Regions from separate parts of the Homo sapiens genome. Here region 1 is linked to region 2. A link is an interaction called in ENCODE POLR2A ChIA-PET data of the cell type or tissue named here. Cell type or tissue: HepG2. All regions are shown on one strand. Links, peaks and the distances in the headings refer to the core of each region. The heading gives the core; the rest is flanking DNA.

Region 1 (5,362 bases), core at 61-5,060, 99 kb after region 2:
CATCCCCATCTCCACCCGCAGACCAGGGACAGGGAAGAGGGCCGCTGTGGGCCTTATCTCCTGTTTACGATAAGGCTGTGCACGGCGGCTGTGCGGCCTGCGGGAGCCGCGCTGTGTGGGCCTCTGCCAAGAAACGTTTGCAGACAAGTGGGGTCAGGCCGCCGGGCCTCCTTCTGAGAATTGCTGGGCTTGCGGATTAGTGAGGCAGGACAGAGCCAAGCCCCAGTGGCCCCGAGCGGTTCCCGCTGCCGCACAGCCGGCCAACAGGTGTAGCGGCTGCCGAAATGCTGGAGGCCAGATGGAGGGCTCGCCTCGGGGTCTGCTGATGGGGAATGGGCTGCGGGGGCACCCTGGTGGGGCCACTCTGCTTCCTCTGGTTCCCAGGGCAGACAAGGAGAAGGCAGTGGTTGGGTGGGCTCCGCCAACTGTCTGATAACCCCAGCTGTCCTCAATGTCTGGCCCCCAGTGGGAGGCTGGGGGAAGCTCCCCACAATGGGGCAGGGCCAGGGGGCGGGGCACTCACCTGGAAGGGCAGGTCCATGGTGCCACTCCCGATCTGGTTCACGTTGGGCAGGGACCCGCCATAGTACTGGCCTCGGCTGGGGCCCAGTTGCAGGTACTGGGATTTCTGGAGCTGGAGCTGCGAGAGAGAAGCCAGCAGCTGCGGGAGGGGTCACCTCCCAGGCTCACCTCAGAGTGCCAGCCCCAAAGGCACAAAAAGACCCAAGTGGTGGGATTGACAGCCTAAGTGCAGAAGTTTGCAGGACCTCATGACCCAGATGCTTAAGGAAACCAGGTGTCCCTCCACCAAAAATGGCAGAATCAGAAACCCGAGGTGCCGGGACGGCTCCCCAGGCGGGGCAATGCACCATGCAGAAACCCATGACCGTGAACCTGGGGAGCTGGCTGCCTTGCTGCTGATTCGGTCAGTCAGTGAATGGGCAAGAGAGGCACTGGCGGGCCTGCAGCCTGCCAAGGAGGCCCCTCACCAGCCCAGGGGAGCCATTTCTTATCACGGCCAGAGGCTGTGACTTGGCAGGCCAGGCGGCTTCCCACTGGCCTGAATCGGAGGAAGCTGTCTCAGAAGCGTGGTGATGGCCTTCAAAGCGTGGGACTTGTGATCCCGACGGCAGCCCACACAGAGCCAGGGCAGCCAAGTCAGTCCCCCAGACCCAGCTTGAGTTCTAGAGGGTCCTGAGCCCCATGTTCCTTCCTCATGGTCCTTCCCAGCCTCTTGGGGGCTGGGCCCAGCTGAGCGCCTTCATCTCAGCTGCATCCCTGCTTCCCACTCCCTGATGGCATCGGGGCACAGAACCAGGGGCCAGGAGCTCCCTGATGGGTCACGCTGACTCTGAACAGGGCTGGAAGCTGGCCTCCTCCCCTTCATGTGGCTGATGCTGATTTGCCAGTAACAGAGGCCCCTGACCCATGTGGCACGACCCGAGGCCCTTGGGGATGCTGGTCCATGATGCCTGCCATGCAACTGGGGGAGGCAGCCACCGTGAGGAGAGGTGGGGCTGGGCAGGCAGGAAGGAGGGGTGGTTGTCCACTCTGGCCCGGCAGGGGCGGTTGCTAGGGTGGACACTGTGTACACAACAAGGCCGACTCGTTCCTTACAAACAGCTCCTGGCAGTGCGTGGAGAGCTGGCTGCCCCACCGCCCCAGCTTCCTAGGGGGCCCTGGACACCGGAGGCGGAAGTAAAGCCCGGGAACTGGCCACCTGCCCGGCTGAGCACCTCGCCCAGGTAAACAGCTGTTTCCTGTGAGCTGAAGTGGAGCCGATGGTAAGATTAACCTTGTGTGTTATTGGGTGGCTCTCGAGGGCCTGGGGGTGAGGCCCAGGGTCTGTGCTGGGAGCCCTTGGTGGCCGCTGGCCAGACACATACACAATGAACATCCACAGTGTCCCTCCCAGCAGTCACACCAGATGAAACAGGCCAGCTCCGGGCTGTGGCAGAGGGAGGGGGTGTAGGGTGGGGGTCCTACAGCTCCCACCCCACACCTACCTGGGCATAGGTCGCCTGTGGCCTCCCGTGACTTTCTCCACCCTCTTCTGTGTCCAAGTAGCATGACAGAAACCTGTGCTACATTCACCTCTCACTGACTATATGGCCCTAAAGGCTGTGACCCCTCCTGGACCTGTGTCCCCGACCTAGAGTGAGTGCTACAGGCGGGTGTGAGAGGGACACACGACGTGTGACACAGCAGGTACTCATGCCACATGTGCTTTCTACACGGGCTGAGCTGCCAGCTCCCAGGAGGCCAGACATCAGGGGCAAGAACTCCCTGAAGCAGCTTTGTTTACACTATGTCCCCGGGCCACAGGAAACCTGGGATGCGGGGACAATCTACAGGACTGGGGACACACAGAACTCTCATGGTTCCCAAGCCCCATCTCTGTCCAAACCTTGCCCACAATTCCCAGCTCCTGTCCACTTTGCTGGAGGCACTCAGGCTTCGGAGCACAGCCCCTGGGCCAGGAGTGGACACTGAGTGGGGACTCTGCTTTTCTTTTTTGTTGTTGTTGTTGTTTGTTTGTTTTTTTGAGATGGAGTCTCGCTCTGTTGCCCAGGCTGGAGTGCAGTGGCGCCATCTTGGCTCACTACAACCTCCATCTCCCAGGCTCAAGTGATTCTCCTGCCTCAGCCTCCGAACTAGCTGAGACTACAGGCACCATGCCTGGCTAATTTTTTTTTTTGTATTTCTAGTAGAGACAGAGTTTTTCACCATGTTGCTCAGGCTGGTCTCAAACTCCTGACCTCAAGTGATCCACCCGCCTCGGCCTCCCAAAGTGTTGGGATTACAGGAATGAGTCACCGCGCCTGGCCTCTGCTCTTCTTTTGGGGAACCCCATGCTCATTCTTGGTTTTGCATGAGGAGTTGTACAGCAAAAGGGTTAAGCTGGCCCCAAGAGAGGTCTGACCTTTGTCCCCAGCTCCTGGGAGGTGACCTGCAGGAGAATATCCTGCCTGATAAGAGTGTCATTGTGTGCCTGAGGCCTTGGGCTATGGCAGAGTCTGCTCACACTGTGGTTTTAGGGTGGGAGTTTGGGCACATCAGCTTGACATCTGGAGGGACTAGAGACAGGTTGGCCATGAGGGTGGTCAGCCACGTCTACAGGACCAGCCCCCAGTACAGACCCTGGACATGCAGGCCAGGGGAGCTTCTGCGGCTGGCAGTGCTCCATGCTGGGAGAATTACGCACTGTTCACATGAGGGGCTGACTGGAGGTTCTGGCCTGGTTTCTCCTGGACCCTGCCCATCTGCCTCTTCCCTTGGGTGATTTTTTTTTTTTTTAAGATGGAGTCTAGCTCTGTCATCCAGGCTGGAGTGCAGTGGCACTATCTCGGCTTACTGCAACCTCCACTTCCAGGGTTCAAGCGATTCTCTCACCTCAGCTTCCTGAGTAGCTGGGATTACAGGTATGCAACACCACACCCAGCTAATTTTTGTATTTTTAGTAGAGACGGAGTTTCACCACGTTGGCCAGGCTGGTCTTGAACCCCTGACCTCAAGAGATTCGCCCGCCTCAGCCTCCGAAAATGCTGGGGTTACAGGTGTGAGCCACCACACCCAGCCTCCCTTGGGTAATTTTAATGTGTCCTTTCGCTGCAATAAACCATAAGCATGAACAAAACGGCTTCTGGGGAGTCCTTCCAGTGAATTTTCTAGCCAGAGGGTGGGCACGGAGACTCCTGAGTCTGCAGGAGCTGACTTTCCTCCCCAGCCTGGCTGGAACCCCTGGGAGCAGGGTCCTCCTTTCTCTGGGGTCTCAGGGTGGTGGGACGCCAGCTTGGGCTCTGCCCCCACAGACCTCTGGCCTCAGCTGGAAGAACGGCCAGATGTCACTGCACTGCAGGCAACATCACAGCTTTTCTCATCGCCACATCACAGTCCCCTGCCCCCCACCATGCTGTGCTCCCCAAACCACTGAGACCCTGAGGACGAGCTCCGTGAACCCAGCAGCCAGCCCAGGACCCGCTGCTCAGCAGCGCCTGCCGGCGGAATCCACAAGTGAACAAAGATGTGAGGGGGTGAATGAATGAATGAATGGACGCTGCTGCACCTCCTCCACAGCTGACTTCACAAGCCAGGTGACAGGCCCGTCTGGAGGCTGTACAAGCACTTAAGATTAAAACCCAGGAGGCCTCAGGCGGCAGCTTGGCCACCCCCTTCCTCAGCTGGCCCAGGCAACACAAGCCACCTCAAGGTGTAACCCTCACTTGGAGCCAGCGGCTAGCTCTGGAGGGAGCTCCTGGGATGCCACAGCAGCTCCAGCCTGCCCTACACAGAGGCTCGGGGCTGACCTGGGACTCAGGTGTCCCATCTCCACACCATCCCCATGGCTGTCAACAAGCGGGGCGACAGGTGAAACAGCTGAGGCCTGGAGAAGGCGTCCGGTAGGAGTCGGGAAAACTGCAGCTCCCAGGGCGCCCCTCACTCATGGCCTGTGGGCCAGATAGATGGGCATCTGGTCCTGGCTGCCTGGCTGTGAGAGTGGACCCCACTGGCGATTTGGAGGGCCCTGCTGAGGGTGGGTGGGCTTTGCCTCCAGCCTCCCCAGCCTCACTCCCTCCAGCCGCCCAAGCCCCAAAGTGCCCCCAGCTTGTCCTTTCCCCACTGACCCCTCATGCAAGGCCTGACGGCCCCTCCTTAGAGGGGCATCCCCAACACCCCTGCTCAAGAAGCAGCCCCCCAAGTCACAATCGCACCAGCCTCTGGCTTTGTTGTTGTTGTTGTTGTTGTTTTGAGACGGAGTCTCCCTCTTGTTGCCCAAGCTGGAGTGTAATGGCGCGATCTCGGCTCACTGCAACCTCTACCTCCTGGGTTCAAGCGATTCTCCTGCCTCAGCCTCCTGAGTAGCTGGAATTACAGGCGTGCCACCACACTCAGACAATTTTTGTATTTTTAGTAGAGATGGGGTTTCGCCATGTTGGCCAGGCTGGTCTCAGACCCCTGACCTCAGGTGATCCGCCTGCCTCAGCCTCCCAAAGTGCTGGGATTACAGGAGTGAGCCACTGGGCCTGGCTCAGCTCTCCTTTCTCTTACAATTAAAGAGAAAGGCCCACCCTAATCCAGGACGGTCTCATCTGGAGGCCCTATTTCCAACTACAGTTGACCCTGAGACAACACGGGGATTGGGGAGCTGACCCTCATGCGGCCAAAAATCCAAGTATAATTTTTTTTCTTTTTATAGTTTTTACTTCTATTTATTTATTCATTTATTTATTTTGAGACAGGCTCTCACTCTGTCACCCAGGCTGGAGGGCAGTGGCACAATCACACCTCACTGCAGCCTTGGCTTCCCAGGATCAGGTGATCCTCCCACTTTGGCCTCCTGAGTATCTGGGGCCACAGGCAC
Region 2 (5,362 bases), core at 212-5,211:
AAAATGCTGGGATTACAGGTGTGAGCCACTGCACCCAGCACCCCCCCAAATTTTTTTTAATTAAAAAAATTGTAAAGGAAAAAAAGGGGAGGGAATAGGAAGTTCACCACACCCTCAGAGTGATGACTGCCAAGAAGCTGCAGGGTCTCTGAGCCCTCTCAAGGCAGAGGGTTGCCAGGAGGTCTGGCCCCCAAACTGGAAGGATTCTGCCCTGATATTTCCTCTTATTTTGAAAAATTCCAAAGCTACAGAAATCCGACCCCCACACCCCTCCAGCTGGACACTCTCCATCACATCCCCCTGCACTCCGACTCCCCTTGCTCTCACACACTTATCTCTTCCTGACCCATTTCAGAGTGGCCGGCCCCAGGGGAGGGCTTTCTCCACATCCCCACAAAACAGCTGGCTCATGAGCGCACCCAGCCTGCCACACTGTTGGTTAATACACATTCACCCATCACCCCAATGTCTTCATAACGTCTTTTACAGGTTTTTAAGAATCCAAGTCCCAGTTAATGACTGCACGTGATTTGTGATGTCTCTTTAGCCACCTTTAATCTATTAGTTTGAACCACGTGAAACTGCTAGGAGTTGACCATCTTTCACATAGTCCCACCACCCGACACAGCGGTCCCCAGGCTCTCCATTCCTTTATTTTTTTGAGACAGGGTCTTGCTCTGCCACCCAGGCTGGAGTGCAGTGGTAGAATCATAGCTCACTGCATCCTCAAACTCCTGAACTTAAAAGAGATCCTCTTGCCTCAGCGTCCCAAGTAGCTGAGACTACAGGTGTGCACAATGCCTAGAAAGTTTTTTAATTTTTCAATATGTTGCCTAGGCTCACATTCGTTCTTCCCAAAGAGAAAGGGCCTCTCGCCTCCCCTCTCACCAATGGCACCTGTGTGGACCGGCAGACCCTTGTTCCAGCCAGGTGTGCTAGAGTCCGCGTGAGGTTCATTTCAACGGGCCGAGTGTGCAAGGCATCCCCAGCTCACCTCAGGCCGCCCCTGCCTTCCCAGCCCGGGGATCAGCCACTCTCCCTGGAGCCCACAGCCTGAGATGAAATCCACTCCACACCTTCAGCAAGAAGCTGAAGTGTGACAATGAGGGGTTCAGTCCAGAAGGTGCACACCTCACAGGACAACAACCCAGGCCAGACTGCAGCTTGGCGAGATGAAAAGCAGCGGGAGAGGCCGCTCGGAACGCAGGGCCCAGAGACAGCCATCATCTCAACAGCGGACCTCCAGGATCCCAGTAAAGAATCTGCTGTGGAGAGAGGCCAACTGTCCCTACATATCGGACAATCGTGAAAAGCCATTGTTGACGCTGCTTGTGTGATAACGGCGCTGCAGCTATTCAGGACAGGCGCCCTTTTCTGCTTCTAGAAATGCATACTACATACTGCAGGTCAAAATGGCTGAGTATCGCCAATTCACAGGGCTCCACCTCAGACACAAAGGTGAAAGGACACAAAAGACTTGCTTTAAAAACACACACCAGTGAAGAAAAAAAAAGAAAACAGGGAGAAGAAAACCTTCACAACTGTCTCATCAGGGAGACGGAGGCACAGGGCTCACCAGCTCTTGTATGTTAGAGAATTCATCGTAGACGTTTCTACACGGAGGATGCAGCAGGGCTGCAAGCTATGCGCATGGATCCCCGTACTGAAAAAGAGGTGAGGACGGTGCAGGCAGCGCAGCTCTGACCAAACACCTCTGCCTGGGATCTGCAACCCCCTCTCCCAGGGCCGCCAGGAGCCTGCACTCGCTCTGCAAGGAGCTGATGCTTCAGGAAGATGCCATGCTCACTGTCACAAGGGCTCTCTAGAGCCCAACGAGCCACCTTTACACATCTAGACACCATCCTGGCAAAGGCCCACGGGACCTGAGAAGCCCGGCTGGGTTACCCGGCTCTTAAGCTGCTATTCGACCAACACAGAAAAAGGCACAAGGACCTGCTGCCAGCCACCAGACTCCAGGACCCAGCAGCCCTCCATGTATCAGAGAAAGCAGAACTTTGCTCTCATAGGTATGTGCTCCAGCAAGGAGAGCTCAAGGCCATGAACCCTCCGGAGCCCCGAACAGCACTGGTGCCAGGGCCCGGACCCACTCCTCCCACCAGCCCCTCCAGCCAGGCCCCTCGGCCCTGAATGCCACAGAGCACAGCTGGGTGTCACGGCCCTTCTCTGCCAAGCTAGACTATCCCGACCACCATGAAAGCACTCTCACCACCATGACAAGCACAAACTGCCCCTCAGTTGTGAGCTGCTGCCCAGCATGTGCCCTTTAGCTTCCTTGCAGCCGCTCTGGGGAGGCCTCTCCCTCTCACAAGGCCCTCAGGACGGTGCCTCCCCAGCGGAGAGAGCCCCGGCTCAGCCTGGGGAATTATGGACCCTGATGAGACCACAGGCAGGAGCTGGAGCTGCTTTTTAAGTCTGTGGCTCCCTGTGAGGACTGGGAGGGGGCAGCCGGTACCCTGGCAGTTCCCACAGGCACACACACTTACACACTTACTCATGCATACACACATGTACACACACAGCCCTGATCCCGGTGTCCTCCGTCTCCACTGCCCTGTGGCCCCTCCATCCATTCGGGGTCCAACCTGGGCCACAATGCCCAACCTCCAACACCACAGCCCCTCCCCTAACCCCCGCCACTGCCATCTCAGAGCCCTCCTCCCAGCCTTGGTCAAGGCACCCCAGCAGCTCCTAAAGGCTCCAGGACACAGCCCAGCCCCTGCCCTGGCCCCACTGGCCCCACATCCACCCTCCCTCCTTCTAGGCAAAGTGCTGTGCCCACCCCTCTGCCTGGCAGGTACAGCTTCTGAACAACTCCAGAGGCGCCATTCCCACAGGCTTTCCCTTAGCAGGGGAGCCCACTCCTACTCCTGGGGCCCTCACAGCACCCTGGCCAGGCGGCATGTGCTGTCTTCTAACAGTGCAACCGCGGGGGTCAAAGGCTTCACTCTCCCTCTGCTGGCCTCACTGCCCTCAGTCCCACAAGCACAGCAAGGCCAGGAAGTAAGAAAACAGCAGGGGATGGCTGAAGTCCAGGGCCAGGCTGAAGAGGTTGCCCAGCAGCTCGCAGAGGGTGCAAAAGTTAACAGACACGGGGCTTAAAGGCGGGGGAGCATGGGGCCAGGGCTTGGCCATGTTTCTGACCTCCCCAGGGCAGGGCTCAGTCTGAGGCGGTGGACACACCTCCCTAACGGGTGACCTTGGGCATGAGCACAGGGTCTGACAAGGGGTGGTGGGGAGGGAGCGGAAAGGAGCGAAAGAGAAATCAGAGACAGCAAGGCACTGCTGTGGTGGCTGCCCAATTCCGTAAATTTACTAAAACAGCACTAAGTTCTATACTTAAAGGGGCCAGGTGTGGTGGCTCATGCCTGTAATCTCAGCACCTTGGAAGGCCAAGGTGGGCAGATCACCTGAGGTCAGGAGCTCCAGACCAGCCTGGCCAACATGGTGAAACCCCGTCTCTACTAAAAATACAAAAAAATTAGTTGGGCATGGTGGTGCGCACCTGTAATCCCAGCTACTCGGGAGGCTGAGGCAGGAAAATCACTTAAACCCGGGAGGCAGAGGTTGTAGTGAGCCAAGATCGCGCCACTGCACTCCAGCCTGGGCGACAGTGCGAGACTCCGTCTAAAAAGAAAAGAAGGGGGTTCCCTGGTAGGTCATCAGACTTCAATCAAGCAATGAGAGAAATGTGGTGGTAGCTGATGGTGGTAAGCTTTTGTGGTGGTGGTAGCTAGGCTGAGAGGGAACTCTTTTTTTAGTTAGTCCTGGTATAGTATTAGTCATAATCCCCCACCCCGTCATCCTGAATCCGGGTAATTAATTGTGATAAAAATAGAAATTGTTTCGTGTATTCACCACTAACTGTAAAGTGTCAGCTCAGGTCACTTTCACATAATCACTGGGAAACTCCTAACAATTTGAAAACACACTCAGTAAGTCTACTAAGGGGTAAGTGCTGACCAAACACTTGCCAACACTCCTCCAGGTAAACGGCATCTTATCTCCAATGTTCTGGCACCCTAAAACCACACCTGGGCTACCAGAGGATTCAAAAAGCCAAAATGAAGTCATGAGCATTTTTTTTTTTTAAGATGGAGTTTTGCTCTTGTTGCCCAGGCTGGAGTGCAATGGCACAATCTCAGCTCACCGCAACCTCCACCTCCCGGGTTCAAGCGATTCTCCTGCCTCAGCCTCCCAAGTAACTGGGATTACAGGCATGTGCCACTATACCCAGCTAATTTTGTATTTTTAGTAGAGACAGGATTTCTCCATGTTGGTCAAGCTGGTCTGGAACTCCTGACCTCCGGTGATTCACCTGCCTCTGCCTCTCAAAGTGCTGAGATTACAGGCGTGAGCCACCAAGCCCGGCCTGGATTTTCTTCTTTTTATTAAGACAAGGTCTCACTCTGTCACCCAGGCTGGAGTGCAGTGGTGCGATCATGGACATTTTGCCCAGGCTGGTCTCAAACTCCTGAGCTCAAATGATCTGCCTGCCTCAGCCTCCCAAAGTACTGGGATTACAGGCATGGGCCATCGTGCCCAGCTACATGTGCAGATTTTAAACTCACCACTTTTCGGAACCCAAGACTGTATGGAACTCACCCCGCCTTGGTCATAATCTCAGGGCTCAGCAGAAGATGGTGTGTTCACCTGGACAGTCAAGGATAGGTCAGGACAATGGCTTTGAAGACAAAGTAGCAACTTTCTATCCTGAGTATTTTACCACTTCAAAAGGAAAAGTGAGCCCAGGTTTACACACTCAGAGAAGTGGAGGCAATACAGAGAAGTCTGGCAGGAGGAGAGTGAGGGCTGGACGACAGGTCGGCTAGGAGCTTTAGCTAGTTGTCCCTTACGATCCAGAAAGACAGCATGTTTTTCCTAGGGAAACAACTCATGCACTCAGAGTAAAATCCCAGTACGAGATGACTATTCAGCTGTGACTCCCACAGGCTACCAGGAGTGGAGACGGAACAGGCAGTGCAGACCTGACCTGAGGATGAAGGAACAAAGTGGGACCAGTACCAAGCAGCATCTATCTACAAGGTCACCCAGAGCACCTGCACAAAAACATGCGTGTTGCTGCCTAAAAGGTCTGTACCTACCCACAGACCTCATACTTTCAGGTGAGCTAAGAAAAGCAACTCAAACCAATAGGCACACATTTTTCCCACTGGATGTACACACTGCTTTGTTTACCCATTCATCTGCTGATGGCCACTGGGGCTGCTTCCGGTTTGGGGTTCTCATGAAGAGATGCTGTCAGCATTTGGCGCAGCCCTGCGTACACACACCTTCATCTCTGCTAGGTCACAGGTAGGTGTATGGCATGAGAGTTCCAGGC

The links. ChIA-PET counts read pairs that join two places held together with the same protein. Peaks named below come from ENCODE experiments on the same cell type or tissue, not always from the same donor. Only the 100,000 strongest peaks of a DNase experiment are listed, where the experiment ranks them.
Region 1: POLR2A ChIA-PET joins it to region 2 with 9 read pairs; 5 of 35 experiments call an interaction of 5 or more read pairs at or near these places.

Annotation. Positions count from the first base shown.
Region 1 is chr19:18,738,188-18,743,549 of GRCh38, reverse strand. CRTC1 (CREB regulated transcription coactivator 1) reads right to left here. Exons shown (of 14, transcript NM_015321.3): 2 at 524-640. Among named protein-coding and RNA genes, the nearest start is that of COMP, 50 kb to the left of the region's middle. In HepG2, for the core only: no CTCF peak of the experiment used is centred there; DNase peaks (open chromatin) are centred at 1,609 and 2,969.
Region 2 is chr19:18,837,396-18,842,757 of GRCh38, reverse strand. The region is part of intron 1 of UPF1 (UPF1 RNA helicase and ATPase); the gene reads right to left. Among named protein-coding and RNA genes, the nearest start is that of UPF1, 8.1 kb to the right of the region's middle. In HepG2, for the core only: a CTCF peak has its summit at 2,978 (motif pointing left); DNase peaks (open chromatin) are centred at 2,047 and 2,987; H3K4me3 peaks cover 1,336 bases.